2 separate regions of the Homo sapiens genome follow, and region 1 is linked to region 2. A link is an interaction called in ENCODE POLR2A ChIA-PET data of the cell type or tissue named here. Cell type or tissue: PC-3. All regions are shown on one strand. Links, peaks and the distances in the headings refer to the core of each region. The heading gives the core; the rest is flanking DNA. Region 1 overlaps VPS13D (vacuolar protein sorting 13 homolog D). Region 2 holds the start of MTOR-AS1 (MTOR antisense RNA 1).

The links. Peaks named below come from ENCODE experiments on the same cell type or tissue, not always from the same donor. Only the 100,000 strongest peaks of a DNase experiment are listed, where the experiment ranks them.
Region 1: POLR2A ChIA-PET joins it to region 2 with 9 read pairs; 1 of 35 experiments calls an interaction of 5 or more read pairs at or near these places.

What each region holds. Positions count from the first base shown.
Region 1 is chr1:12,384,649-12,393,033 of GRCh38, forward strand. VPS13D (vacuolar protein sorting 13 homolog D) reads left to right here. Exons shown (of 70, transcript NM_015378.4): 59 at 612-725; 60 at 1,537-1,686. Among named protein-coding and RNA genes, the nearest start is that of SNORA59A, 120 kb to the right of the region's middle. In PC-3, for the core only: no CTCF peak of the experiment used is centred there; a DNase peak (open chromatin) is centred at 1,683; H3K4me3 peaks cover 388 bases; H3K27ac peaks cover 1,797 bases.
Region 2 is chr1:11,143,651-11,152,035 of GRCh38, forward strand. It overlaps MTOR (mechanistic target of rapamycin kinase), which reads right to left. Exons shown (of 58, transcript NM_004958.4): 31 at 6,476-6,576; 32 at 3,026-3,141; 33 at 1,318-1,395; 34 at 998-1,105. MTOR-AS1 (MTOR antisense RNA 1) reads left to right here and starts at 248. Exons shown (of 4, transcript NR_046600.1): 1 at 248-337; 2 at 1,017-1,236; 3 at 1,503-1,629; 4 at 5,620-5,888. In PC-3, for the core only: no CTCF peak of the experiment used is centred there; a DNase peak (open chromatin) is centred at 3,961; H3K27ac peaks cover 2,442 bases.

The DNA of each region.
Region 1 (8,385 bases), core at 589-3,088, 1.2 Mb after region 2:
ACTCTCTTTCACCTAGGCTGGAGGGAAGTGGCAAAATCATAGCTCATTATAGCCTCGAACTCCTGGGCTCAGGTGATCCTCCCACCTCAGCCTCCCGAATAGCTGGAACTTAAGTGCATGCCACCATGCTTAGCTAATTACTTTTCATTTTTTGTGGAGATAGGGTCTCGCTATGTTCCCCAGGCTGGTCTTGAACTTCTGGGATCAAGCGATCTTCCCACCTTAGCCTCGCAAGTAGCTTGGACTACAGGTGTGTGCCACTGTGCCGGCTCACAATACCACTTTAAAAAACAATCTTAAGGCAAAAATGAATGCAGTGATCTTGAGGTTTGCATATTTTGACTTGAGCTATAATTTGAGATCATCTGCAGATATCTAACCCCACTACGTGAGGCTCTCAAGGTGTATAGCTTGAGTTTGCCATGCAGACTTGAAACCAAGTTTGCTTCTTTATTACACAAATCTTACCTTACCAGTGCTTTGGAAACCATTCGCTTCCATAGGATTATTGATTATATAATGACTTTTGACCTACACAGTTGTTCTGGGTTAGAATAGGTTTCAATAAGGAAGAGTGAATCATCTTCTTGTGGTGTTTTATTTGACTTCAGATAACAGATTTCTGCCACCGGAAAAGCAGCCGTTCATATGAAGTGGATGAACTTCCTGTCACCGAACAAGAGCTGCAGAAATTAAAGAATCCAGATACAGAGCAGGAATTGGAAGTAAGGTCTAAATATTGTGAATTTATTTATTTGATCATCAGTTTTTTAGAATTTTACTTGGTGGTATTTTAGACCTTCTGTTTTCTTTCTATCCTGTATGATTCTAAATATGAGTTACGCTTCACAGTGTTTACTGTTTATCAGTGAATGTGTGAATGTATTATGTAAATGACAACAAAGTTTATGTGGAATCAGCATGTAGTAAGCATTGCTAAACTATTATTACAATAAAGGAAGCTAAATTGTTTGAATTTCAGTAAGATTTAAGACAAACAATTTTTTGTTTTTTGCTTCAGCCATCTCTGACATCTTCCTTCTGTTTTCTCTGTTTGGGATTGGAGAGTGACAAGTTTGAAAAGGAAGATGAGATGAACATGAAAAAGTATATTTATCTGACGTTTATTCAGTGATTTTTGAAAAAATCAAATGCCTATGTGTAAAACACTGTGTTGGGTGCTATGGAAGTGTAGTGGATAACAGATTATGAGCTTTCATCCCAAATAAGGTGAAAGATTACCAAATAATTAGATTTCTATAATGAAATGCAGAATGTCATCAGTCCTTTGATAGAGGTATCATCACATACTCTGGAGTTCTCGTTGGGGTGAAGGGTATGCCTAGAAAGCAAGGCTTCCAGTGAGATGATAGCATTTGAGCCCTCCAGGTAAATAATAGGACTCCCCTAAGTGGTTTTCATCTGCTGAGAGATCGGGAGTAGAGGAATGTAAAATGCTTTATTTTCTTATACTCTCCTGGATACTGTGAGCTGTGTTTAAAACAATCAGGGTGCCATATTTTGGTTTCCTTTCAGGTGCTTGTGAGGTTAGAAGGTGGAATTGGGTTGTCCTTAATTAATAAAGTCCCAGAAGAACTGGTCTTTGCAAGTCTTACAGGAATCAATGTGCACTATACACAGCTGGCAACCAGTCACATGCTTGAACTCAGCATACAGGATGTACAGGTAAGGGGGAAGTTCCAAAGCTGTTAGTCACCTTGTTTTCATGCTGATCACCCAACCAGATCTAATGTTTGATGTTCTAAGAACTTTAATGTTTTGGAGGAAATATCTTGTGGCCTTCAAAAAATCATTCTGTGAAATAGTTGTTTCTACCTACATTCGTCTCATTAATTTTTCTACATACAGCAGAATTCTGCATATATTAGAGGTAACTCAGTCAGGGTGTCATGGAGGAAGGTGACCCATGGTTCACCATCTTGCCAATAGAAAAACCAATAGGAAGTCATCTAACCATCATTCGGAGGGATTGAGGTCTGTCATAGGGAGAACAAACTAAAGAACTGGACTTTGCTTTCAGTCAAGATGGAGTAACAGGGACTAAATTTACCCTCCCACCTGAAACAACCCCAGAATCCAGATAAATAAGAAGACAATGGTATTGAGACACTGGACATCAGACAATGAAGGACAGTGCTTTGACAGGTGGGAAACAAACGAGCTGAGCCCTGTAATTGCCTTTCTTACCAATTTGAGAACGTTTCCAGGGAGGGGAGACCAAGCAAGTACCCAGCACAGTGGAGAAGTTGAGAAAACAGAGCTGAGAGTCTAGAGAGACCAAGGTATCTATAGTTATAGGATGGTACACTTGGGCATAGAGAGCTGCACAGAAAAACTCTGAAGATCTATAGACCGTCCCTCTTGAGTATTTAGCCAAGTATTAGTCAGTGATGTATGTGAGGAAACTACCCATCTGAAAGGATCAGAGGGAACAGTGCCTGCTGCCCACACAGGGCTAGGAATAGTGCTTGTGCCCACCAGCTGGACTGGAAAAACTAAGAATTTATGAGACGTTGGGAAGAGTCTCAGGAAAGCCTTGCCCTCATGATTAATTAGCCCTAAACTGAGCACTGCTATAGACTGCCTAAGAAATCATAAAAGGAAGATCCGAAAGAATCAACCTCTTCCCAAGTAAATTAACCATATCCTTGAATAAAGCTCAAGAAGATTATTGGAATATGACAATTTAGCACCCAACAAGGTAAAATTCACAATATCTGACATCCTATCAAAAATTACCAGGTGTGCAAAGGAGTAGGAAAACTTTCTATATAATGAGGAGACTAATTGGTCAAAACTGATTCACAACTGGCACAGATGTTAGAATTTTTGGAGGACGTTAAAACTGTTAATGTAACTGTATTCTCTGTGTTCAAAAGGTTAAGTAGGGAGACTAATTGGTCAAAACTGATTCACAACTGGCACAGATGTTAGAATTTTTGGAGGACGTTAAAACTGTTAATGTAACTGTATTCTCTGTGTTCAAAAGGTTAAGTAGCAATATGGAAGACATAAAAAAACTAAAGCTTGTAGAGATTAAAATGTAATGAAAACTACACTGGATGGAATATAGCACACAACTGTGAAGGAAACTATACCAAGGCACATCATAATCAAATTACTCAAAACCAGTGTTAAAGCAAAGGAACAAGAAAAAAAAGACATGCTATGTGCCAAGGAATAAAGATAAGAATGACAACAGATTTCTTTTTGGGAACAATGAGAGTGGGAAGACAATGAGCAACATCTTTAAAGTACTGAAAGGTATCAGCAGACCCATGCTACAAAAAATGTAAAAGAACATCATCAGGCAGAAGGAAAAAAATAGTATCAGATTGAAGTCTGTTCTACACAAAGTAATGAATACCAGAAATGATAACTACCTGGGTAAATATATAAGATTATTTTCTTCTTATTTAAAGTAAGAGTGAGATTCTTATCAACAATAGCATAAAGGCTGAAGGGGAGAAATGGAAGTCTATTAGTGTAATCTTATACATGATGTGGTATGATGTCACTTGAATGTAGAATTATAAAGATAAACAGCATAAACTCTTAAAGCAACCACCAAAATAACAAAGAGTTATAACTAATAATTCAGCAAAGGAGATAAAATGAAATTAGGCCAGGTGAGGTGGCTCACGCCTGTAATCCCAGCACTTTGGGAAGCTAAGGCAGGTGGATCACTTGAGGTCAGGAGTTCGGGACCAGCCTGGCCAACGTGGTGAAACCCCATCTCTACTAAAAATACAAAATTAGCCAGGTGTGGTGGCACACACCTGTAATCCCAGTTACTCGGGAGGCTGAGACAGGAGAATTGCTGGAACCTAGGAGGTGGAGGTTGCATTGAGCCAAGATTGTGCCACTGCACTCCAGCATGGTGACAGATGGAGACTCTTGTCTCAGGGGGAAAAAAAAAAAAAAGAAATCATAAAAAAATAATCCAAGAGAAGGCAGAAAACAGAAAGCAGGGAAAGGAATAGATAGGACAAATAAAAAATAATTAGCAAGATGGTAGACTCAAACCTAATGGTATCAATTAACTAAATTTAAATGTTGTAAACACCGTAATCAAAAGGCAGAGATTATCAAATTGTATAAAAAAGCAAGAACCAATTATATGTTGCCTACAAGAAACACACATTAAGGATAAAGACACAAATAGGTTAAAAGGAAAGAAGATGAAAAAAGATATAACATGTTGACCCTTGTCATAGGAAATGAGAATGACTAGATTAACATCAGACGGAATAGATTTCAAAGTAAAGAATATTACTGGTGTAGTCGGGGTTCTCTTAGAGGGACAGAACTAAAAGGATATGTATATAAGTATTAACTTACATGATCACAAGTTCCCACAATAGGCTGTCTGCAAGCTGAGGAGCAAGGAGAACCAGTCCGAGTCCCAAAACTGAAGAACTTGGAGTCCAATGTTCAAGGGCAGAAAGCATCCAGCATGGGAGAAAGATGTAGGCTGGGAGGGTAGGCCTGTCTCACATGTTTCTGCCTGCTTTATATTTGCTGGCAGCTGATTAGATTGCACCCACCAGATTAAGGGTGGATCTGCCTTTCCCAGCCCACTGACTCAAATGTTAATCTTTTTTGGCAGCACCCTCACAGACACACCCAGGATCAATACTTTGTATCCTTCAATCCAATCAAGTTGACACTCAGTATTAACCATCACAAGTCCACCCTTTGTCAACTGCCGAGATTATAAGGTCATAATTACACCTAACATAATACAGCCATCCTTCGTACAGCTGGAAACACACCAGTCCCCAACCCAAATACTATTACATAAAGTTAATGATGCTTGAATGCTGATATGAAGTCAATAAATCTATGTCACATAATGAAGGAGAAAGGAAATAAAATGAAGATATTTTCTTAGTACAAGTGTATACATGCACAAACATGTTTTTAACAAAAGAAAGAGGAAATACTCATGACAATTGCAGTCCTTGTTTCTGCAGCTGGTCATGTGGTCATAGCTAGTATTGATGATTACCCTTTCTACTACCCATTCTGTATTCCCTTTACCTTCAGCAAGCACCTCATCAGGTCATGGTTTTGTGGGATTTTTTCCTGGTGGAGTGACCCAAACCTTCCTTCCTGAGGGGTCTGGACCATTTGTAGTCCTGCCTGGATTGGGCTGTTGTAGTTTCCCATTGCCTTAATCACAGGGCATGGTAATCCTAAGAGATGCCCTAATGGATCTCCTGTATTCCATGCATAATCTTCCTTACCTCCATTGTGGAGTAGTAGACTGATTTCATCTTGATAATCTGGGTCAGTCACCCCAGCCAACACTGTAACTCCCTTCTTAGCCTCTTGACCTAAAGTTAGGCGGAGCCCAAAGTGTCCAGGTGGTAATCTTAACTTCCAGTTTAATGGAATCATTGTTTTGTCTCCTGGTGGCAGTGTTCCTCCCTCTGGAACTAAGACCTCTAAGCCAGGAGAACTAATGTTGCAGGAACAGAAAGCAAAAATTTTGCTAGTGGATCATTAGGGGTGATGATGAATGGTGCCACTTCCTCTTCCACCCATTGATTCCTGGACCTCTGAATCCTGGCCATGGGAGAAACAGTACCATATATTGGATGCTGATTCAGAGCATACATAGCCTTCTGGAGAACTTTGCCCCAGCTATTATCATCTAGTTGGCATTGTAATTGTGATTTCAAAAGGCCATTTCACCATTCTATCAATCCAGCTGCTTCAGGATGATGAGGAACATGGTAAGACCAGTGAATTCCATGAGCATGAGTCCACTGCCGCACTTCTTTAGCCGTAAGGTGAGTGCCTTGGTCAGAGGCAATGCTGTGTGGAATACCATGACAGTGGATAAGGCATTCCATGAGTCCACAGAGGTAGTCTTGGCAGAAGCATTGCATGCAGGATAGGCAAACCCGTATCTGGAGTAAGCGTCTATTCCAGTGAAGACAAACTCTGCCCTTTCCATGATGGAAGAGGTACAATATAATCAACCTGCCACCAGGTAGCTGGCTGATCACCCAGAAGAATGGTGCCATATCGAGGGCTCAGTGTTGGTCTCTGCTGCTGGCAAATTGGGCATTAAGCACTGGCTGTAGACAGGGCAGCCTTGGGGAGTGGAAGTCCATGTTGCTGAGCCCATGCATAACCTCCATCCCTGCCACCATGGCCACTTTGTTCATAGTCCCAGTGGGCGATGGCAGGAGTGGCTGGGGAAAGAGGCCGAGTGGTGTCCACAGAACAGGTCATCCTATCCACTTAGTTGTTAAAATCCTCCTCTGCTGAGGTCACCCATTGGTGAGCACTCACATGGGATACAAGTATCTTCAGTTTTTGACCACTCAGAGAGGTCCATCCACATACCTATTCCCAAATTTCTTTGTCACCAGTTTTCTAATCATGCTCTTCCAAGTCCCTGACCATCCATCCAGCCAAATCATTGGCTACCTCCCATGAATCAGTATATAATCACACATCTGGCCATTTCTTCTTCCATGCAAAGTGCATGACCAGATGCACTGCTCGAAGTTCTGCTCTCTGGGAAGATTTTCCTTAACTGCTGTCCTTCGGGGATGTCCTAGAAAGGGGCTGTAGTGCTGCAGCTGTCCACTTTTGGGTGGTGCCTGCATATCGTGCAGAACCATTTGTGAACCAGGCTCTAGTCTTCCCTTCCTCTGTCAATTGATCATGGGGAATTCCCCATGAAGCCATCAGTGCAGGCTAGGGGAGAGAAGGCAGGGTGGCAGGAGTGGAGACCATAGGCATTTGAGCCACTTCCTCATGTAACTTACTTGTGCCTTCAGGACCTGCTCGAGCCCAATCACATATATACCACTTCATTTGATGATGGAATGCTGCTGTGTACGACCCACTTTATGGCTAGATGGGTGGGTCAGAAAGCACCCAGTTCAGTTTGCAGGTGTGCACCACCACATGCAGCTAATTTATATATTTTTTGGTAGAGATGGGGTTTCACCACGTTGGCCAGCCTGATCTCTGACTCCTGACCTCAAGTGATTTGCCCACTTCAGCCTTTGTTTTTATTTTTAATTTGTAAATAAAATCTTTCATTTGGGTAACTGTAAATCTATGTGATCAAACAAAACATCTTATTTTATTTTATTGCTTTTTACAGCTAGTTAAGTGAAGCAGTGGGGATAAACACTTTTACTCCCAAAAGATGTTTTGTGTTTTTTTTAAATATTTTTTTTGAGACAAGAATCTTGCTCTGTCACCCAGGCTGGAGTGCAGTGGTCCTCCCTCGGGTCACTGCAACCTCCTCCTCCTGGGCTCAAGTGATCCTCCCACGTCAGCCTCCCAAGTAGCTGAGAATACAAGTGTGTGGTGCCACACTTGGCTGATTTTTGTATTTTTTGTGGAGACAGGGATCTTGCCGTGTTGGCCAGGCTGGTCTTGAACTCTTGGACTCGAGCCATCTGCCCGCCTAGGCCTCCCAGGGTCCTGGGATTATAGGTGTGAGCCACTGCATCCAACCCAAAAATGTTATTTTTCTTTTGCCATAAATGACTATATTAAGATCCTTGGCTGGGCCCGGTGGCTCACACCTGTAGTCTCAGCACTTTGGGAGGCCAAGGCGGGCAGATGGCCTGAGGTCAGGAGTTTGGCCAACATGGTGAAACTCCATCTCTATTAAAAATGCAAAGATTATCCGGGCAGTGGCGGGTGCCTGTGGTCTCAGCTACTTCGGAGGCTGAGACAGGAGAATCGCTTGGACCTGGGAGGTGGAGGTTGCAGTGAGCCGAGACCACTCCTTTACACTCCAGCCTGGGCAACAAGAGCAAGACTCTCTCAAAAAAAAAAAGTCCGTGATGAAATTTTAAGAAATTCTTGATTAAAATAATATTATTGTATAAATGTTAAAAAAAAAAAAAAAAAAAGAAAGCACACAGTTCAGGATGGGCAGTTCAGGTTGCGTGGTGACTTGATGACCCATAGTCAGATGTTCATTTTCCACCAAAGCCCAGTAACAGGCCAAGAGCTGTCTCTCAAAAGGACAGTAGTTATCTGCAGAAGATGGCAGGGCCTTCCTCCAAAATCCTAGAGGCCTCTGCTGTGATTCACCTATGGGGGCCTGCCAAAGGCTCCAAACAGCATCCCTATCTGCCACTGACACCTCAAGCACCATTGGATCTGCTGGGTCATATGGCCCAGATGGCAGAGCAGCTTGCACAGCAGCCTGGACCTGTTGCAGAGTCTTCTCCCATTCTGGACCCCTCAAAACTGGCAGCCTTTCGGGTCACTTAATAAATGGGCCGGAGTAATACACCCAAATGAGGAATGTGTTGCCTCCAAAATCCAAATAGGCCCACTAGGCATTGTAACTCTTTCTTGGTTGTAGGAGGGACC
Region 2 (8,385 bases), core at 2,861-5,360:
AGGCAGGAATGTGTTTGGAGTCAAAAGGTTTTGTCGCAGCCTACTGAGACGCCTGGAAGCACAAACTTCGATTGGTCTGAAGCGAGAATTTGGAATTAGCAATTAGGTGGGGATCTAGTTGAGAGGAAATGGTTTATAATTGCGGGGATGGATTATGATAGGTAGGGAGACAAATGGTTTCTGGAGTGGTAAAGGCTTTCTCTCTTTTTTCTTTTGCTGATGAACTTCCTATCCTACCCACTCAAGGAATGGGATAACTGGCCATCCTTCCCAGAACATTTAGACTCCTGACTCCCAGACCTGGAGTGACAGTTTCTCATGTTAAAATGATCAGAATGTGAGAATGAAAACACTGATGGAGGACTTGGGAAAGCTTCTTCTCTACAAGCGGAAACTGCAGTGGAAAAAAAGTCTCAATAGAGGCGACAGGATGACTCTGACCTAAGTAGCTATAAATAGCAGGAGTTGGCCAATGAGAACCTAAGGCAACCCCATCTGAAAAGCTGGTGCAGGTGGCCTCCAAGTGTAGTTAGAGCAGTGGTTCTTAGCTTTGGCTGGTGGAATCATCTGGGGGAACCTGAAAAGATACTGATCCTGAGTCTCTCCCCAGAAATTTAATTGGCCTGGGGAATAGCCTGGGCATCAGGATTTTAAAAAGCTCTGCAGGTGATTCTACTGTGCTGCTAAGGTTGAGAACCACTGATTTTGAGGTTATGATTCCTAACTGACTGGTCACAGGTGTCACTTACTAAAAAACATTTTTTTTAATTCCTAGAGAAGAGAATAAGAAGAGACTGGAAAATTGGTCATTCTCTCACAGCTTAAGTTTAGGTGAGGAGCCTTTGAGTATTCTGCTTTGTATGCAAGCCAAGCAATACACTGGTGGAGGAGGCAGGAAAAGCAAGTTGAGTAAGAGCCAGGGTGGAGGGGGGCACTCACCCAGGTCCTGGAAGGGGTAGGGGTAGGTGGGTGAACTGGGGCTTTCTACCAAGCTCACCTGCAGTCTCTCCCACCAGATCTGGCGGATGATCTCTCGTCGCTCGGGGACAAGTTTGTACTGGATAACCTCCTCCAGCTCGGACAGCATGTGGCAAGAAACCATGGCCTGATGGAAGCAAATCGCATTCCAAACTAATTACTGCACGAACAATCCAAAAGACAGGATTAATTTAAATCATTCCTTCTGGTGTCAGGGTATCTGCCGATCAGAGAAAACAGGCATGTTTCCAGCAGCCTGTAAGTTCTCAATAGCCCATTCTGAAAAAAGTATGGAAATAAGCCTCAAAAATGACAATGTGCAGAATAGTTGACACTTACCCCATATGCCCGACTGTAACTCTCTCCTGCCATCGCAGTTAATTCAGCATCCAGCAGGTCCCTGGCCTTGTCAATGCACTAGAAGAGAAACAACCCTTGGGACTGAGCTCTGGACTTGGGAGCTTAGGGTTATTTTAGGGCACCCCAACTAGCTACAGAAGTTATCTGTCTCACTTAAATTCCAGGGATGAAAAGAGAAATTCGCTGAAGAAGGGCATTTTCCCAGAACTGAATGGCTTGAGAGGAGGTATTATCCAATTTCTCATCGAAGACAGAAATGTATGGCATCCAAAACTTTAACATCTATCTAAGGTAACACACAAAATCTTAGGTGGCAAGGGCATGGGAATGTGGGCTGTAAAACCGAATCATGGGTTCTTGCATCTCAAGAGGACATAACTGGGGATCTACCTTTTTTTTTTCTTCTGAGACACAGTCTCACTCTGTCACCCAGGCTGGAGTGCAGTGGTGTGATCTTGGCTCACTGCAGTCTCCACCTCCCGGGTTCAAGTGATTCTCTTGCCTCAGCCTCCCAAGTAGCTGGGATGCTGGGGTTACAGGCGCCCGCCACCACGCCCAGCTAATTTTTGTATTTTTAGTAGAGATAGGGTTTCTCCATGTTGGTTCAAGCGATTCTCTTGCCTCAGCCTCCCAAGTAGCTGGGATGCTGGGGTTACAGGCGCCCGCCACCACGCCCAGCTAATTTTTGTATTTTTAGTAGAGATAGGGTTTCACCATGTTGGGCAGGCTGGTCTTGAACTCCTGGTCTCAAGTGATCCGTCTGCCTCGGCCTCCCAAAGTGCTGCGATTACAGGTGTGAGCCACTGTGCCCAGCCTGGGGATCTACCCTCTTTTAACTTTTTCTTGCTGGGCATGTTTATGAAAATAGATTCTGCACACACTTCAATGGCTCCAGGTGGTAGCTCTGGCTTCCAAGCACCCTCTGTCCTTATGAGGGAGTGTCTCTAAAATTGGCAGAGATGCCCAATCCTGTCCACATGAACGGGAACTCTTGTGTCTCTGACAGAGACAACCAAGATCTTGGTTCTCATCACACAAATGACAGCCTGGGGGACGCCACAGCACTGCAGTTTGAGTTTCCTCTGTGCCATCAATTAAAAACCCCTCATGCAGAGCTTTTCCCGTTTTTGAATGTTTAAGGTTAATTATAGTGTCCCAATGCCTTAAGTGCTCAGATCATTTACCCGGGCACCTCATCTAAGTCTCGTGTCTGACAGGGTGGATGGGATTACTTCATTATTTCATTCTGCAAGTCAGCATACTATTTGCAAGTAAGTACTAGCTTCCTCGGAAGGTAATCAATGTGTGACATGCCTGCATGGCCAGAAGACCCTTGTGACTGATTTCTGCTGCACAGTGAGACTGCTGGCTCTCTGAATCCTACCTTTTGGTGAAATACAGCTTCTCTCTACAACAAGGGATACAATGATGACCCAACAAGCTAACTCCAAAAGCAACCGAGACAGTAGCTTCCAGAACACATTTGTCCCCCTCAGAACAATAAGTAGCCCCAGCTGACCTGCTGGCAGTCTTCTGAGTACAATGAATCAAAACCATTCAAATGTACTCACAGAGCCGAGTAAACATCAGACCTGAAGTACAACAGCTTCTTTACCAAAGCACCGTGGGCTTAGAAGCACTACAATCTTTTCCTCACTGAGAGATCTGGGTGCATGTAGGTTTTTACCTGTTGTGCCAAGGAGAAGAGGTCCTGATGCAGTGCCAGCACAGCTCTATAAAATGCCCCATCATGGGTGTCCCGAGGGATCATACAGGTGTATTCTTCCATGCTGTCCCACTGACCTATACACACACACATAGACAGAAAGCATCAAGGGGGTTGGCTGGTTGGGCTAAAGGCAGCATCTCAAATAGGTCTTGCCACTGTTATTTTCCTTTAGCTTGGGATATAAACAAGACAAATAAACTTGAGCCTCATGTACCAAAATCCTGCAGAGCCCCTATACACACTATGCAGGTTGACGTAACAAAAAAAGCCACATCTGTCTTCCAAACACAGGACTCCATGGCTGCCCAGGGAGCATCTTGACAGATGAGGGGAAGTGCATGAGTGTGAAGTCTGCACATCAAGTGGGCTGAATGCAGCACCTCATTATCCTAGAGAACTCTCTCAGGTTTCTCCAGGTGCAACAAAATTGCTTTCTTCCTTACTACTGAGACAGCTCACAGTTCAATGGTATGTTGGGAAATTACATTTTCCTCCAAACAATTGAAAATAGCCATTACACAGATGATAGGGGACAGGATTAGACAAATAGCTTGCCCATTTCATTCTGGCAATATCTTTGCCTCAGGAGGGAGGAGATAAATATTTTAAGCGACTCCATTATAACAAAAAGATGGGCTAGGTCACAGCACAGTGCTCTCTGTGTCATATTAGACAGGGGAAATAGCTGCATCCGGGAAGAGGTATTCACTTCTCCTGGTGGGGTGAGTATGTATCAAATGCCAGGATTTCCAAGACCATCTGCAGAAAAGATATCAGCTTCATTAGCTGCAAACTACAGGGCTGCCAATTTTACAAGGCATTTTCCTGCCTCTCACTCCAGACCATCGGCTCATCCATTCTCTATGCCTCTGGGCACAAGCAAATAGCTAACAATGACTCCTCAGGAAGCAATTTGTTTTTGAAAAATGTTCCGGATCTAGCCCAGAGCTCATGAAAGGAAAAGGTATAAGCTCTGTGACTCAAGAGGGACAGAAGAAGAGAATGGAGGTAGAGGGTTATGTAACTTTCCTCTGGGCTCCACAGGTGAAGCTTTTCACCAGGGACACTCTACATATCCTCTCCCTTCTTATCAAGACCATCTCTGGAACACATATTGATAATCCTCTTAGCTGGGGCCCAGTGTCAGAAATTGACATGTCTGCAGGGATTGAAAAGAAATCTCTGCTTTAACTCTGGGAGTAGGAGTGAGGTGGGTAAGAATTGGGCAGCAAAGAGGAGAATAGAGACAATAAATGGTGAAAATGTTTGTAATTGCTGGAAAAGGTGAAGGGCAGATGGGGGTTCATTATACTATAATCTTCACTGTTATATATATTGGGAAACTTCTAAAATATAAGTTAAGAAATATTAACAAAAGGAGATAGACAACTGTCCTCTCCCTTTACTCCTGCTTGGGATAAAAACATGACATGGGGAGCTCCAGCAACCATGCTAGATCATGAGGTGAACTTTAAAATGGAGGCACAGGCTGAGCATGCAAAGCAGAAATCTGGAAAAAGGCTAATGATAATAGAGCCAAAATACTAGTCTGGAAACGCCTACCTCTAGATTTCATTTATAAGAGAGGAAAATAAATCAGTAACTTGCTTTAGGCAACCAAAGCCAAATCCTACTGTGGTATAAGAAGAAATATGTTTGGTCTTTGTCCCTAGTGCCTGGTATAGAGCTATCGAAAACCCTCTGCATTTCCTGAGTGATAGGAGTGTTCCTTATTATTCATAATGAGCCCCTATTGATTATGCTGATAAGGTAGAATGGTTTAAGAAAAAATTTATTTATTGAGAAGGCCAATTATAGAGATGACTTTATGACTTTAGGCATAGCTGGATGCAGGAACCTAAAGAGACTTCTCCTCATCTCTCTTTAAAACAAAAAAATTAGGGCCAGGCGCTGTGGCTCACACCTGTAATTCCAGCACTTTGGGAGGCCGAGGAGGATGGATCACGAGATCAGGAGTTCAAGACCAGCCTGGCCAACATGGTGAAACCCCGTCTCTACTAAAAATAGAAAAATTAGCCGGGCGTGGTGGCAGTGCCTGGAATCCCAGCTACTCGGAGGGCTGAGGCAGAGAATTGCTTGAACCCGGGAGGCGGAGGTTGCAGTGAGCCGAGATCGTGCCACTGCACTCCAGCCTGGGTGACAGAGCGAGACTCCATGTCAAAAAAAAAAAATTATGTGTGTGTGTGTGTGTATATATATATATAATTGGTAGAGACGGAGTGTCACTATGTTGCCCAGGCTGATTTCAAACTCCCAGGCTCAAGTGATCCTCCTGCCCAAGCCTCACAGAGTGCTGGGATTACAGGTGTGAGTCACCACACCCAGCCTTCTCATCTCTTATTTCTGCTTTCAACTGAAGAGGTAAATGGAGACACAGAGATGCATACCCTAGTACCCTGCTGAATGTGTAGGTGTATGACCCCACTAACCTTACAGAATATCCAAACCTATTGCCAAAGAGATTGGTTCTTTGAGTAGCATGTGACTTAAACTTTGCCTTATGTTGTCTCTCCCTCCTTCTCCCCTTCCAGGATGGGGCTGGTTACCAGAAAGACCAAGTAATTATCGGGTTTGAACTTTCAGCCCTGTCCACTGACATCCAGGAAAGGTGAAGAGGTTGAAAATGAAAGGCAATAAAAACTCTTGAACAATGAGCTTCCAGGTTGATGAAGGTGCTGGGAGGGTGAAGGTAAACCCCAGTACCACAGGACAGAAGCTTCTGCACTCCAGACCCTTCTAGACCTTCCCTCATTGTACCTGTTCACCTCTATCTTTTATAATACCCTTTATAATAAACAAGTAAATGTAAGTAAAGTGTCTCCTTTTGTTCTGTGCGCTGTCCTGGCAAATTATCAAACCTGAGGAGGAGGGTTATGGGAACCCTGATTTACAGCTGGTCAGTGAGAAACACAAATCACAACCTGGAACTTGTGATTGGCATCTGAAGTGGGGCGATATTTTGGGACGAGCCCTTAACCTGTGGGATCTGATGCTATTTCCAAGTAGATAGGGTCAGAAATGAACTACTTGACACCCCACTGGTGTCTGCTGACAATGGCTTGGTGTATGGGGAAAAGCATCTGGCATCAGTACTCTGTGTGAGTGTGCTAAGTGTGTATTTCTCACCCACTAAATCTCAATTTTGATTTTGTGCACCGTTTTCCTTGGCCTCCCCACGAAGATCCAATTTTCCCCATGTCTAACAAGTTAATAAAAATCATCAGGTAGAAAGGACAGATGGAAGGTGTAGAAGTAGGTGGATACAGACCATTTTTACCCTTCCATAGACCTGGATCTCCACCTAGAGCCAGCACCTTACTCTTCTGATGCGAGCCCCTAGCCTCACTCACCCCATCCTTCACAGGGTGCCTGTGAGGGAAGCTTTACCTAAACCCCATGCAGCTGCAGCAGCCATCCGGGCCATCTTGGCTTGGGTCTCATCATTAACCAGGGTCCACTTTTCACAGCACTGCTGGTGGAGTTGACCCCTGAAGAAAATGAATTATATAGTCAGATTAATCCAAATCTCCTTAAACTACCAATCTTCCTCTCCTGCCCCTTGGGTTAGGTGAGGACTACACAGGAACTGGACACCTTTAATAAAAAAGCACATTCTACTAGGTCACATAATAGAGAATCAATGGGCTATTTGTTGTTTCTATGACCCGGTGCTCGTAATTTTTCTGGGTGAGTTTATCAAGGATAGGAACCATGCCTAACTCTGTGATATGAAATGTCCTGAACATCTGGCTCCCTTCATAAATATTAAATAACTTCTCTCCTATGCCAAAGAATTCTGGGCTCTTTCCCTTTGGCAGGCCTACAGAGAAAGCAATCTGAAGAGACGCATCTGGACATTCATTTTGGGCTCAAAGCTATAGGGAGAACTGGCTCCTAAAAGTATTATACCAATGGTTTCAGTCTGAAATGAAACCCAGATGAAATCAATCTGTACAGAAGAAAGGCTCCACAATGGTCACATCTACCAGAAGGCTAGATGCTGCTTATTCTCAGAATTTTGCACAATTGCTGAATGTGAAGGAGGACTATGAGATATTGAGATATAAATGGTGCTTAAGACACCCCAATAAACAAAAGAGAACATGGAAGCCCTAGAATAGGGTCTTGCTATTGACTGTTGAAACTCCCTCTCATGTTTCGCTTCTCAGTGAAAAAAAATAAACTCGGCTATTATGCAAATCCGAGTCCCTGATTTCATGTGAGCTTCAAGATGCAGCTAGGAGACTCCTTAATTTTTCCTGCTTTCTGAAAGACATGCTGCAGGATGATTTAACTTGGCACTGGAGGTGGAGTCATGAGGAAGGGCACAAGTTCTAAGTGGCCCAGGTCAGAAGCCTCATGGAACATGAGCTGCTCTGCGCTCTAAGGTGGTGTAGGAGGGCGGGGATAAAGATGCTGAAGTCAATCCCTGCAGAAGGAATCTAGGCTGAGCTCACCAAGAAGCTGACTGTGGACCACGTCTAGGAGAGGTACTCAGGGCCATTATCCAGCATCGCAGTACAGCAGATATTAACTTTGTTGTCTCTCTGGCACATGATCAAGAAAACCAGGGACACAAGCACTCTGGCTCAATACAGAGCTGAGACCAAAAAGAGGAACTGGTGGCCATGATGCCCTATGCATTTACTGAAGCTCCATTAAGGGAACAGGATAAACCTCTGTGTTGGTTTTCTGCCACCGAGACTTAGAAATCTTCACTCCTGGGCCCTGCTAGGGGTTCCCTTAGAGCAGTAGTTCTCAAACTACTAAGTGCATCAGAATCCCCTGGAAGGCTCCTTCAGATGGCTGGGCTCCACCCTCTGAGTTTCTGACTCAGTAGTGCTGGGATAGGGGCTGAGAATGTGCATTTGTAACAAGTTTCTATGTGACGCCAAAACTGCTGGACCAGGGGTCACAGTTTGAGAACCACTGGCTTAAAGCAGAGGCACAGCTCATCTGCACAGCATATTTTTGTAGGGATCCTGACTAGAGGTAGAAGAGAAAGCTGCATGATCTCCAAATGGTCCTTCCAACCCTATAGTTCAAAATTTACAGCTGGTGAACACAAGCAACTTGGATGAATGCATCCTTCATGCAAGCTGTCCCTCCTAACTCAGCCTCCCTCTATTATTTTTTCAGGATCAGCTGATTCTGTGCCACAGGACCAAGGATGTAGTTTTTCTTTTCATCTAGAGCAGGAAGCAAGTTCAGTGCTGAAATCCCACAAATTGTTACCCCAAGAGACAAAGCAGGGAGCAATGTAGGAACAGCAACTCAGAAGGGCAAGCCCTAGCAGT